2 separate regions of the Homo sapiens genome follow, and region 2 is linked to region 1. A link is an interaction called in ENCODE POLR2A ChIA-PET data of the cell type or tissue named here. Cell type or tissue: A673. All regions are shown on one strand. Each heading gives the region's core, and the rest is flanking DNA. Links, peaks and the distances in the headings are about the cores only. Region 1 holds the start of LOC107984604 (a long non-coding RNA gene). Region 2 overlaps DCLK1 (doublecortin like kinase 1).

What was found. Peaks named below come from ENCODE experiments on the same cell type or tissue, not always from the same donor. Only the 100,000 strongest peaks of a DNase experiment are listed, where the experiment ranks them.
Region 2: POLR2A ChIA-PET joins it to region 1 with 5 read pairs; 2 of 35 experiments call an interaction of 5 or more read pairs at or near these places.

Annotation. Positions count from the first base shown.
Region 1 is chr13:36,161,147-36,166,531 of GRCh38, forward strand. It overlaps LOC107984604 (a long non-coding RNA gene), which reads right to left and starts at 2,740. Exons shown (of 3, transcript XR_001749822.1): 1 at 2,686-2,740; 2 at 589-743. In A673, for the core only: no CTCF peak of the experiment used is centred there; a DNase peak (open chromatin) is centred at 2,795.
Region 2 is chr13:35,912,400-35,917,784 of GRCh38, forward strand. All of the region lies in intron 4 of DCLK1 (doublecortin like kinase 1), which reads right to left. Among named protein-coding and RNA genes, the nearest start is that of DCLK1, 220 kb to the right of the region's middle. RefSeq lists an enhancer at 4,349-5,091. In A673, for the core only: no CTCF peak of the experiment used is centred there; no DNase peak of the experiment used is centred there.

The DNA.
Region 1 (5,385 bases), core at 184-5,183:
GGAGGAGTGTTTAATCATATGGGTCTGGGTTTCATTGTCATTCTATTTATTTATTTATTTATTTTTTGAGATGGAGTCTTGCTCTGTCACCCAGGTTGGAGTGCAGTGGCACGATTTCTGCTCACTGCAAGCTCTGCCTCCTGGGTTCAGGCCATTCTCCTGCCTCAGCCTCCCGAGTAGCTGGGACCCCAGGCACCCACTACCACACCTGGCTAATTTTTTGTATTTTTTAAGTAGAGACTGGGTTTCACCATGTTAGCCAGGATGGTCTCGATCTCCTGACCTTGTGATCTGCCCGCCTCAGCCTCACAAAGTGCTGGGATGACAGGCATGAGCCACTGTGCCCGGCCCATTGTCATTCTTTAGAAAAAGCCATCATGCCACTTTTATAAAAATATACATTTTCTTTAATGATTTTACAGTATTTGGGGGGGGGGGTGTGATGTAGGAATGCAGCTTTACTTCCTTTTTTTTTTTTTTTTTTTTCAATTTCAAGTTGCTTCCCCATTTCTGTTTCTGGAATAATCTGCTTTTCGCAAACATTCTTGAAATGCTAACTTTATCCTACCCAGTTTGAAAAGTACTTACAATTCAACTCAAGAAGAGGGCTCATCTGGATCCTGTCACACTCCATCAGTCTGAAGACCTTTCCTTTTTCTTTCTCAGCACATCGAGCACTTCACACTTACTTCATAGTTCTGAACTCTGCATCTGGGGCTACATTCATCTAAGTCTCTTTGTCTCTGAATTTTAATACAAAAGGTATGTACATTTACAATCGCGATGGATGTTGCCAAATAATTGATGCAAATTTAATCCCTACCCACATATATGATAGTTTTCCCTCAATCCCTCACCAACAGTGTATAAAAGTTTATAATCTTTGTTATATCTAGTTGGTGAGAAATGACTCCATTGGTTTTTCATTATTATAAACATCTGTTCATATATTTCTTTGTAGAAAATTACATTAAGGTCCTACCTGTGCTATTGACTGGAAATAGGCAAGTGATCAGCAAATAATTAATTACAGTCCCCTTTCTGTTATTAAAATAGAAATTTATCACTTTATGAAGACTTTGTAACTCCCTGGAAATGGTTATCTTTGCCAGTACAGACGCATGTTATATTCTTCCTTAAAGTGCTCACACATCCTCTCCCTGTGTCGTACCCTTTCTCTCTGTGCAAGTACTATATCCCCTAGTATATGATTGATGTATTCAGCAAACTGGTCAGAAGTAAGAATTCTCTCCAAGTCGTTAAAACAAAGTATGTGCTTCATTTGTTGTCTGGAATGGTTGTATGAATGGGATTCTCAACGGCTAACAGTGCTGGACAGATGAGGTCTTGCTGGAGTTACTAGTTTACCTGTTCTCTCCGTAGCCTTGTATGATCACATTTTTCTTTTCTACAAAGGAGAAAGAATACTCCCACGGCCACACCCCCTCCATACCCACCATTCCAAGTATGCCACTCACTAACTGCTACATCTACTTTTACCCCCACCTTACCCTTACATCTCATCCCTCTATCTACTTTGAGATCAACAATTTTTTAACCACACAGGTGAAGCCCTGCATCCACTGATCCACTTTCCAGGGCCCATGACCCTCCTCACTTGTAAAGCCAAGATCCCCCGGGTCTTCCAGATCATGACTCCCTTGCATACTTATTCAACTCCCTAGCCATTATCTTCTCTGTCAGACGCACTTGGTGAAACCCCAGTTAAATTTCTGCTTATACAACAGCAGCAGCCAGGCAGTCAAATTTGTCTGGAGAAAATCCCAGCAGCCCCTAGGAACCAAAACCCCTCCTTGTTTAGGATGCTACAGAGCCAGGAAGAGTGGTATGAAGTGACATTAAGAACCATTTTTCTTCCTCTGTGCAGATCGTGTATTGGGGAGTAGGTAGGCTGCAGAGAGGGAAGGTGGCAAGATAAGAAGAGCAGCTACCATTGGGCAAGGGGCTACCAAATGCCAGGAAGTTTTATAAACATGAGCTTTAATCCTCAGAGCCTGAATAAGTAAATAAATTTCATTACTCCCATTTTACAGAAGAGGAAACAGGCGCAAAAAGGCAAATAATTTACCCAAATATATGCAGCTAATGGGTCGTGAACTAGGCTCTATTCACAACATTGACTTCTAATCTCGTGCTTTCTTCATGACACTCAGCTGTCTCTTCTAGGTGAGGTAATCGGTGCCCTGGCCTGAGCGGTGAGCAAGTAGTGTCTGGCCTAGCATCAGGCACTGAGGGTGTAGAAGCAGAGCTCTATTCATTACAGAGGCAAGGACCTGATAATTGTGAAGAGCAGTTGTAGGGACATGCTGCGGGAGGCCTGGACTGGGCATAGGAGCACAATCACCAATGACTTTGCCGTGCGTTTGTTCAAGTGGGAGCAGAGTATCCAAGTGTAGACAGTGAAAAATAATTTTCAGCTGGAAACCTGCCATGACTGGCTTGGCTTTGCCAATGGGATCTGATTAGTATTCTTGAGCTTTCATTAGCATTTGAAGGAAATACCCAAATGACACAAAGCTGGTTCTAGCAGCTGAAATTTAACGTTTTAACCCAATTTCTCTAATGCAGTTAACCTGTGATAAAATGCTGCTTAAGCGCCTCCTTTTCATAAACCATTTTGGACCTCAACAAGCAAACCAGTTATACAAGCACCTTTGCACTCACCTCTGCCAAGCCAGGTCAGCGGACGTGCCTCCTTGTAGCGTGAATTACATCATTTGCTGCTGGGGTAGAGAACTGGGAGTACTTTTCCCAGCCTTGGCTGGACCGGTGCCAAGGTTATTAAGTGCAAATCCCTTAACATGATCTCCCTGTAACTGCCTCTTGTGCTGACACAAGCCTGCCCTGGGGAGCAGCATTTTAGTGCATCCTTTGTTGCAGGTTTTCCATTTTAGGGAGAATTGATAGTGAGACTAAGTATAAACACATCCTCTGCCAGTCAAATTCTGCGGCTAGGGTTTTTGAAAAGGATCTGGGAAGTCTTGTGGCCAGCAATAATATTTATATTGAAACTCATAGCTCTTGCATCGCAGGGTGAGGGCAATGATGGTCAAGAAAGGAATTCCCTTCCCCATATACGATGCTTCTCACATGACTCAAGAAAGCAAGGGAGTATTACTTTGAGCTCAGAGTAAATCCTGCACTAGTTTCTCAGTTGCATAAGATTAAAATAAAGAACCCAAGACAATGTTTTCATATTCAAATTTTTCCAAATACTATTTTCTACTTCTAAAGGAAAAAAAAAGTAGCTCAATTGGTATTTTGTCTTTCTCCCTTTCTCTTAACTCTATCAAAGGCTTAGGGGCATTTTCATCCAGCTCCTGACTCTCTAACCCTATAAAAAAAATTAGAACTTCCTATTGTACTGAAGAAAAGAAAAAGCCTATAATGTCTCCTTTAGAAAGATATTTAACATCTTTATTTTACCAGTTAAATTTCACATAGTTCAACTATAATTCTCTGTTCAATTATAAAAATCAGTGTTCCAACCCCATTGGCCTTCTTTTTGATTACAGTAAATAAAATCTAAAAATATTAAAGAAATAAGTAACTACCCCAGGGATGTGAGTGCTGTAGGTTTTTCACCCCTTCCTTAATGTTCTATAAACAAGAGTCAGCAGCATTAGAATACCACAACGTGAGAGAACCAGTATTAGCCCAAAGCACTAGGGAAAGAAATCAGTGAGTTTATTCTTGTTTTTGTGTGCCTATGCTAATATACACATAGCTATAGGAAAGATTTTCTACTTTTCAATAGTTTCCAGTTCAAAATTGAGTCTTATTTCAGGACTATGTGGAAAATAATCTACAGGATGCTTGCAATATTGAGATCTGTTATTGAGGGTTTAAAACAGCATGGAGTCTTAGAAGTCCTAAGCAGAGAATTTTTAAACGTTTGGCTATTATTTTGAAGGACAAAAAGAAATAGCTTGATGCAGATTGAAAGGAGGAAAAATTCAGTGTTTTATGAAATGTGCCACTCCCGACACCCTTACATACCCTTGATATTACCTGGGTAAGAAATAAGCATAAAGGAATATCCGTTTGCAAAGACTTCTTGGGATACATGTTCTTCTTAGAACAATCTGTGCATTTTAGAAGTCTATTACCCTGAAGTTTCTTCCAGTGGCACTTAAGCCCTCTCATTGTATAATCTTATGTCTAGAAACCTTTGCTTTGAGCATAAATTAATATTTTTACAAGCATGATGAGTAAAATTCAACCACATACAAGATGTGTAATATAATCGTGTGTTTGTACATGTATCTTGTTGTTTTCAGAAAGAACATTATTCTAGGGTGTTTTTTAAAAAAATTTTTAAAATACAAAGATCAGAGGTTTCTCCATTTTCCATAGGAGTGTCATGTTTCCATGGTGATGAAAACAGCTCCTGATACCAGATTAATCAAGGTGATCTGTGGGCTTCCTGCTTCCTAGTTCCATGTAACAGGGAGATGCACAGAAGAAAAGGGGAAACCGGTAGCATGTCTGATAGGTGGGTAGAAAAATACCAGGAGGTTCAGGTTCAGGTCTTAAGACTTTGTTATGTCAATGCCATTCAATGACAGATCCTTTCCAATGTTTTTTTTTTTTTTTTTCAAAAGTGGCATTCTGTTTTTAACAATACCTTTAGAGTAACTTCACAAAATATGAAAGCTTTGATAAAAATTCAGAACCACCTCTTCATGCAGTTTCCATTGCCATCTAGATAAACCAAAATGAGTGAAACCCCACCTCACTTTTCTGGTTTTCACTCTTCTTGGGAATACCTACTCAAAATTCATGGGGTTCACTCCCGCCTTTGAGTTTCCCAACTGTACTACCTATTCATCCTTCTAACTTACCAAAGCAGTTTCGGGAACCCATCTCAGCAAACCCTTTCTTAATCATTGTGGGAGGAATGAATGAGTCTCTCCATCACTGCCTGCCTGGATTTAGGAGGGCGGTGCTCCTTGTGCTCCACTCCAGCCCTTAACATGCACTTGATCAGTGTGCTGTAAGTTAACAGGAGCTCTCACATTTGGCTGTGCATCGGAATCATCCTAATCATCCTACGCAGAGTATTGGGCCTCATTCCAGAGCTATGGAATCAGAATCTCTGGGAGAAAGTCCGAGAATGTACAGTTTTAATCAACGTATGAGTGCTTCTGAGGCCCTGCCAGGTTTGGAAATCAATGACATATGGTTTTAGTTTGTATCTATTCTGTCCCCTATGGGTATCTGCACTCTTTATGTGAATTGGGTGTGTTTAAGAGGAATAATCAAATACCAGCAAACACATTTTGTAGTGTTTAAATGCAGATTCCCAAGCACCAGGGAGCAAGGCTTACCAAATCTGACCCTGTAGGGGTATGGCCTGGGAAT
Region 2 (5,385 bases), core at 257-5,256, 250 kb before region 1:
ATGGCCCACCCCACCCCCAGTCCTGTGCCTATAAAGACCCCAGACTCAGCTGGCAGAAGAGAGAAGCAGCTTGACTGGAGAAAGATGATTCGACTTCAGTGGGACAGCTAGACTTTGGAGGACAGACGGCTTAACTTCAGGGAAGAGCCAGCTAGTGACAACCGGACTTCAGGGAAGATTACCTGCCCAACCTGACCCCTCTCCAGCTCCCCTCTCTGCTGAGAGCAACTTCTATCACTAAGTAAAATTTTCTACCTCCACCATCCTTCAAGTATCTGTGTAACTAATTCTTCTTGGACACCAGACAAGAGTTCAGGACCCACTGAGTGCAAGTACCCAAAAAAAGCTATCACAGTGGCCCTTTGCCCTCACTGGCAGAGGGCAGCTGTCCCACACTATGAGGCAAGTCCACTGAGCTGATAACACACCACTGTCCACGGACAGCAGAGCTAAGATAGCATTGTAACACACCCTCTGGGGTCTTGGGGGTTGCAGAGAGCCCCACCTGGTCTGGCTGAGGGGCCTACAGAGAGTCTGCTCCTGCTGGCGCCCAGAGTAGCTGGCCGGATCCTGCCCTTGCTCACTCATATGCTCCTTCCTGCAAAAGGTTGAGCATGGTGGGCCAAAGAAATGGGGCACCTCCGTCGCAAGTCTGACAAGGGGTGAGAAAATTCCTGCATCACAAGGAGCTTCAAAGATATGTGACTTATTCCAGGGCAGTGTCTTGTACCATGCAGCTTGATGTGAAACGGTCCTGGAATACAGCCACGTGACTTTGATGATCGTCTGCCCAAAGGGCCTTGTGTTAGTTCAGTTTCAGCTGAAAATATTACCCAAGTGCAGTCCCAAAGCACTATTAATGCAGGGTCCCATGATACTGGCCTGGATACTTAAAAGATAAGGAAGATAATGGTATATTCTTTCACCAGCACCTACCTAAAATACATTTTCCCCTTAGCATACAATATTCATACCCAGTGCTCTTGACTTCACTTCTTAATGAATACTTTCCTGAAACCATGTCCAACCACAAATGCTCAAATGCAATTCTTTAACATTTGGCACTTCCATTATGCCTTTGGTAAAGAATTTAAATTTTTTGGTACATGTCTTTCTTCCTAACCACTTTCTCAAATAAATTATTTTTAATGGAAATACACAGAAAAGGCTATCTGCATATACCCTTGGCTATCAAAGTTTTAATTTTCCCACTAAATTACATTTTTTTTCTTAAAACTCTGACTATGCAGACTCCTCACAATGTTAGGCAGAAACAGAATAAACCGAATTCTTGTTATTCATTGTTCCTAAGTGTTTTTTCCCAGCAAAAAGTCTGATACTGGGTGTGTAAGTGTTTCAGAAATGTTGAAAAGAAACTAAGGCTCATGCTTCTAGACAAAACAGAAGTTACGGAAGCATAATATATAAAAAAAATTCAATGACTAGAACTTGGCAGTTTAAAACTAAACTTGCAAAGGGTAGGTAACCAAGTGCTGTCTACCTGAGCAGGGCACTGTCCAGGAAAGATGATTATTTTTTCTTAAATTCTAGCCTGCATTATTTTAATTCCAATTTGGTTATGTCAGTTAGTATAGGAAAGAGGTACGAATTTTTAGGAAATAAAAAGATATATTAGGGCTGGGCACGATGGCTCATGCCTGTAGTCCCAGCACTTTGGGAGGCCGAAACAGGAGGATCTCTTGAGCCCAGAAGTTAGAGACCACCCTGGGCAACATAGTGAGACACGCGTCTCTACAAAAAATACAAATATTAGCTGTGTATGGTGGCATGTGCCTATAGTCCCAGCTACTCGAGAGGCTGAGGTGGGAGGATCACTTGAGCTGGAGAGGTCGAGGCTGCAGTGAGCTGAGATTGTGCCACTGCACTCCAGCCTGGGCAACAGAGGGGAGACCTTATCTCAGAAAAAAAAAAAATATATATATATATATACATATATATATATATATATGTATATATATATATATATATATAAGCAAAATTATTGCTAATTGAAAAGAGAACTGAAACTAACCAAGGCCAGACACAGTGGCTCATGCCTGGAATCTCAGCACTTTGGAAGGCCAACGTGGGTAGATCACTTGAGGCCAGGAGTTCAAGACAAGCCTGGGCAAAATGGCAAGACCCTGTCTCTACTAAAAATACAAAAATTAGCCAGGTATGGTGGCACAGCCTATAGTCCCATCTGCTCAGGAGGCTGAGACACAATGATCCCTTGAGCTGGAGAGGTCAGGGCTGCAGTGAGCTGTGATCACACCACTGCACTCCAGCCTGGGTGGCAGAGTGAGATTCTATCTCAAAAAAAAAAAAAAAGAAACTAACCTAATATTTTCTGAGGCTGCCAAATTCTGGGCTGTTTATGAACCATCTCACGAAAAGACAGAAGTTTTTTTGAAGGCAAAGATCATAGCTTATTCATCATTCTATCCCTGGCAATTAGTTGAAGGCCTGGCAAACAGTAAAATCTCATAATTCAATCAAATATAAAGAGGAAGGAGATGACTTGAAGATGAGTAAAAGATCACTGGAGAGAGCCAATGATTTTAGGAATTGTTTTATGAGGCAATAAGGGGCAAATAAATACTGAAAAGAAACATTTATTGTTGCATTATGCTTTGAAATCTACTAAATGTATCCAAATTTCCCATGAGAAAGTTAACTGCTATTCAGAGAATTCTGAAACATAAAAATAAGTTAAGCTCAAGTATAATGCTATCATAGCAGGCATTTGAAGCAATTTGTTAATCCTTAGAACATATCACTATTTTGCAGATTGAAGAAATAAAAAATTATGTTTTTTCAGAGTCACAGAAACTCAATAGTTCTAGGTCAATACTATGAACCATGCTGAAGAGAATAACTTGGGTAGTAAGTGTTGTAACACGGAGGGGGTCCCTTTAAATCATAGCACCCTGATGTTACCAGCCGCAAAGGCTGTGTATCCCCAAACTATATTCCCTACTTTTGACTCCTGGAGTTACCTATTCAAAGATGAGTTTTAGGCTGGGTGTGGTGGCACACACCTGTAATCCCAGCACTTTGGGAGACCAAGGCAGGAGGATCGCTTGAGCTCAGGAGTTGGAGACCAGCCTGGGCAACATAGCAAGATCTCTTCTCTACTAAAAGAAAAACAAAAAACTAGCTATGTGTAGTGGTGGGTTCCTGTAGTCCCAGCTACTAAGGAGGCTGAGGTGGGAGAATAACTTGAGTCCAGAAGTTGAGGCTGCAGTGAGCTGTGATCACACCACTGCACTCCAGCCTGGGTGACCCTGAGACCCCACCTCAAAAACAAACAAACCAACAAAAACACAGAGCTGAATTTTCAGTCTGAATAATAATTTTTTTTAAAAGGCTAAGAGCTATGCAAAGGTAAGTAATCTAAACATTCAAAGAAATGTTGAGTTACTACTTTACTTATGTTTTGATTGATCACTAACCTGTGTAGGCTGCCACCAAATAAAAAGTGAGGCAGCTTTCTTTCAAAGCTCATTCAAATGTTCAAGCCTGACACATCCGTTTGCAAAGAAGAATAAGAGTAAGTATTTTAAAACAATTAAACAAATCAAGGAAATTTGATTTTAAGGATGGGAGTCAAAGGTGAGTCTCAGGTCAATGCAATCCTTACCCTAAATCTAACCTTCAGGCTCTGCGTGATGAGGCACTTACCTTCTGCAAAAAGGATCTTCAGGTCCCTGTTAGCATAGGCTTACACTAGATTTCCAAGATGCCAGGGAGCAAAACCCTAAGAATCCCATGGGCAAAAGAAACCAAAACACCCATAACAAATAAGCACCATAAATAACGTTTGCATTTGAACACAGAAACTGATCAGCTATATTCAGGACAGAAATAGCAAATGAGCATTTGAAAGGGATCTGGTGACCAGTAACTGCAACCCAGAGCCCTGTACATTATAGAAACACAAAGTGGATTAGCACCATCTGGGACTTCCAGGCAGTCCCTCTGACCCTCTAGGCAGCTCTCTTCCCCCTCTGCCTCTCCCTCCTCTGCCCTCTCCATCTTCCTTACAATTAGCCTTGGTTTCCTTCCCCCATGTAAGAAGCCCAGCCCTGCCTTCAACAGGAACATACAGCAGAGGCGCAACACATTTTAAACTTCCATCTTCTGATCCTGCCCTTCTCCTTTGTTCTTTTTATCTCTTTCTTTTCTTCACTTATATTTCCCTCTCTCTTTCTCCTCCTTCCTTTTTCTCTCCCTCTATGTCTCTGTAGATACCCTTTCCTTAGCAGGTCAAAACATGAAACTTTAATACACACACACAGATACACATGCATGCATACATATTACATATGTGATGGTGAATATCTATCTATCCCTATCTTTAAAAAATGCTCATGGGATTGTGACAAGGTTCAGGACATGCTGTCCTAACTACGGCACCTTGGAAGGTGAGGGCATTCAGGAGGCAGCATGTGCAGGAAGGCCTCTCAGACCTTCCACCTCCCTTCTCTCCTGCAGCAGGTCATAAAACCTAGAAAGGATTTTCTGACCTTCCAGTGAAGCTGATCATAAGACCCTCCCTCACTCAACAGGTGGCCTTCTTCTACCTCGAGGAAAATAGCATCATTATCGCTGAAGACACAGGGCCACAGAGAAGAATCTGAACAAACAGGCCTTGCTTAACCCCCCAGTTCATGACACTTAACTCATACCCTTTTTGCCCTATCACATTTCTCCATGACTGTCCACCCTTCATCAAATCTAGCACAAAAACACACAGGTTGAACTGTTTCTATGGGTCGTTGTTTCCTTATGAAAACTCTCGTGTCACACGAAGCTCATATTAAATAAATTTGTATGTTTTTCTCTTGTTAATCTGTCTCTTGTTATAGGGGCCTCAGCCATGAATCTACAATTGGAGAGGAAGAGGTATTTTTCCTCCCCTATAATTGCATATAACTAAAACAATAACGCTGGATGGAGGCAGGGTTTTGTTCGGTTTTGTTTGCTATTGTCGGGCCCTCAAATAGCATTTCCTGTGGTCAGTGATGCTTCGGGGGTTGCCAGGTTGTGGCACACCCGGCTCTCCAAAGGTGGGAGCTTTCAAGCAATCCCGTCCTACCTCTAAACACAGAACACCTGGCAGGGACTTAGGAGGTGGAGGACAAAGCCTCAAGGAGGAAGAAAAGAAAAAGAGAAAGCATGCCAAGCCTTGTGTGATCCAGTTTTCTTCTCGGCATGTTATAAATTAAACAACAACTGAAAACAAAAAGAAAATGAAAGCTTATAAACTGGATACCTACTGAATTCGAAACCCAGCTGCATGCCCCCCACCTACCATGCCTCAAGTACCATGGTAACGTGGCATTTTCAAAATCATTAGTTACCCTGGGAATATTTTAGGCA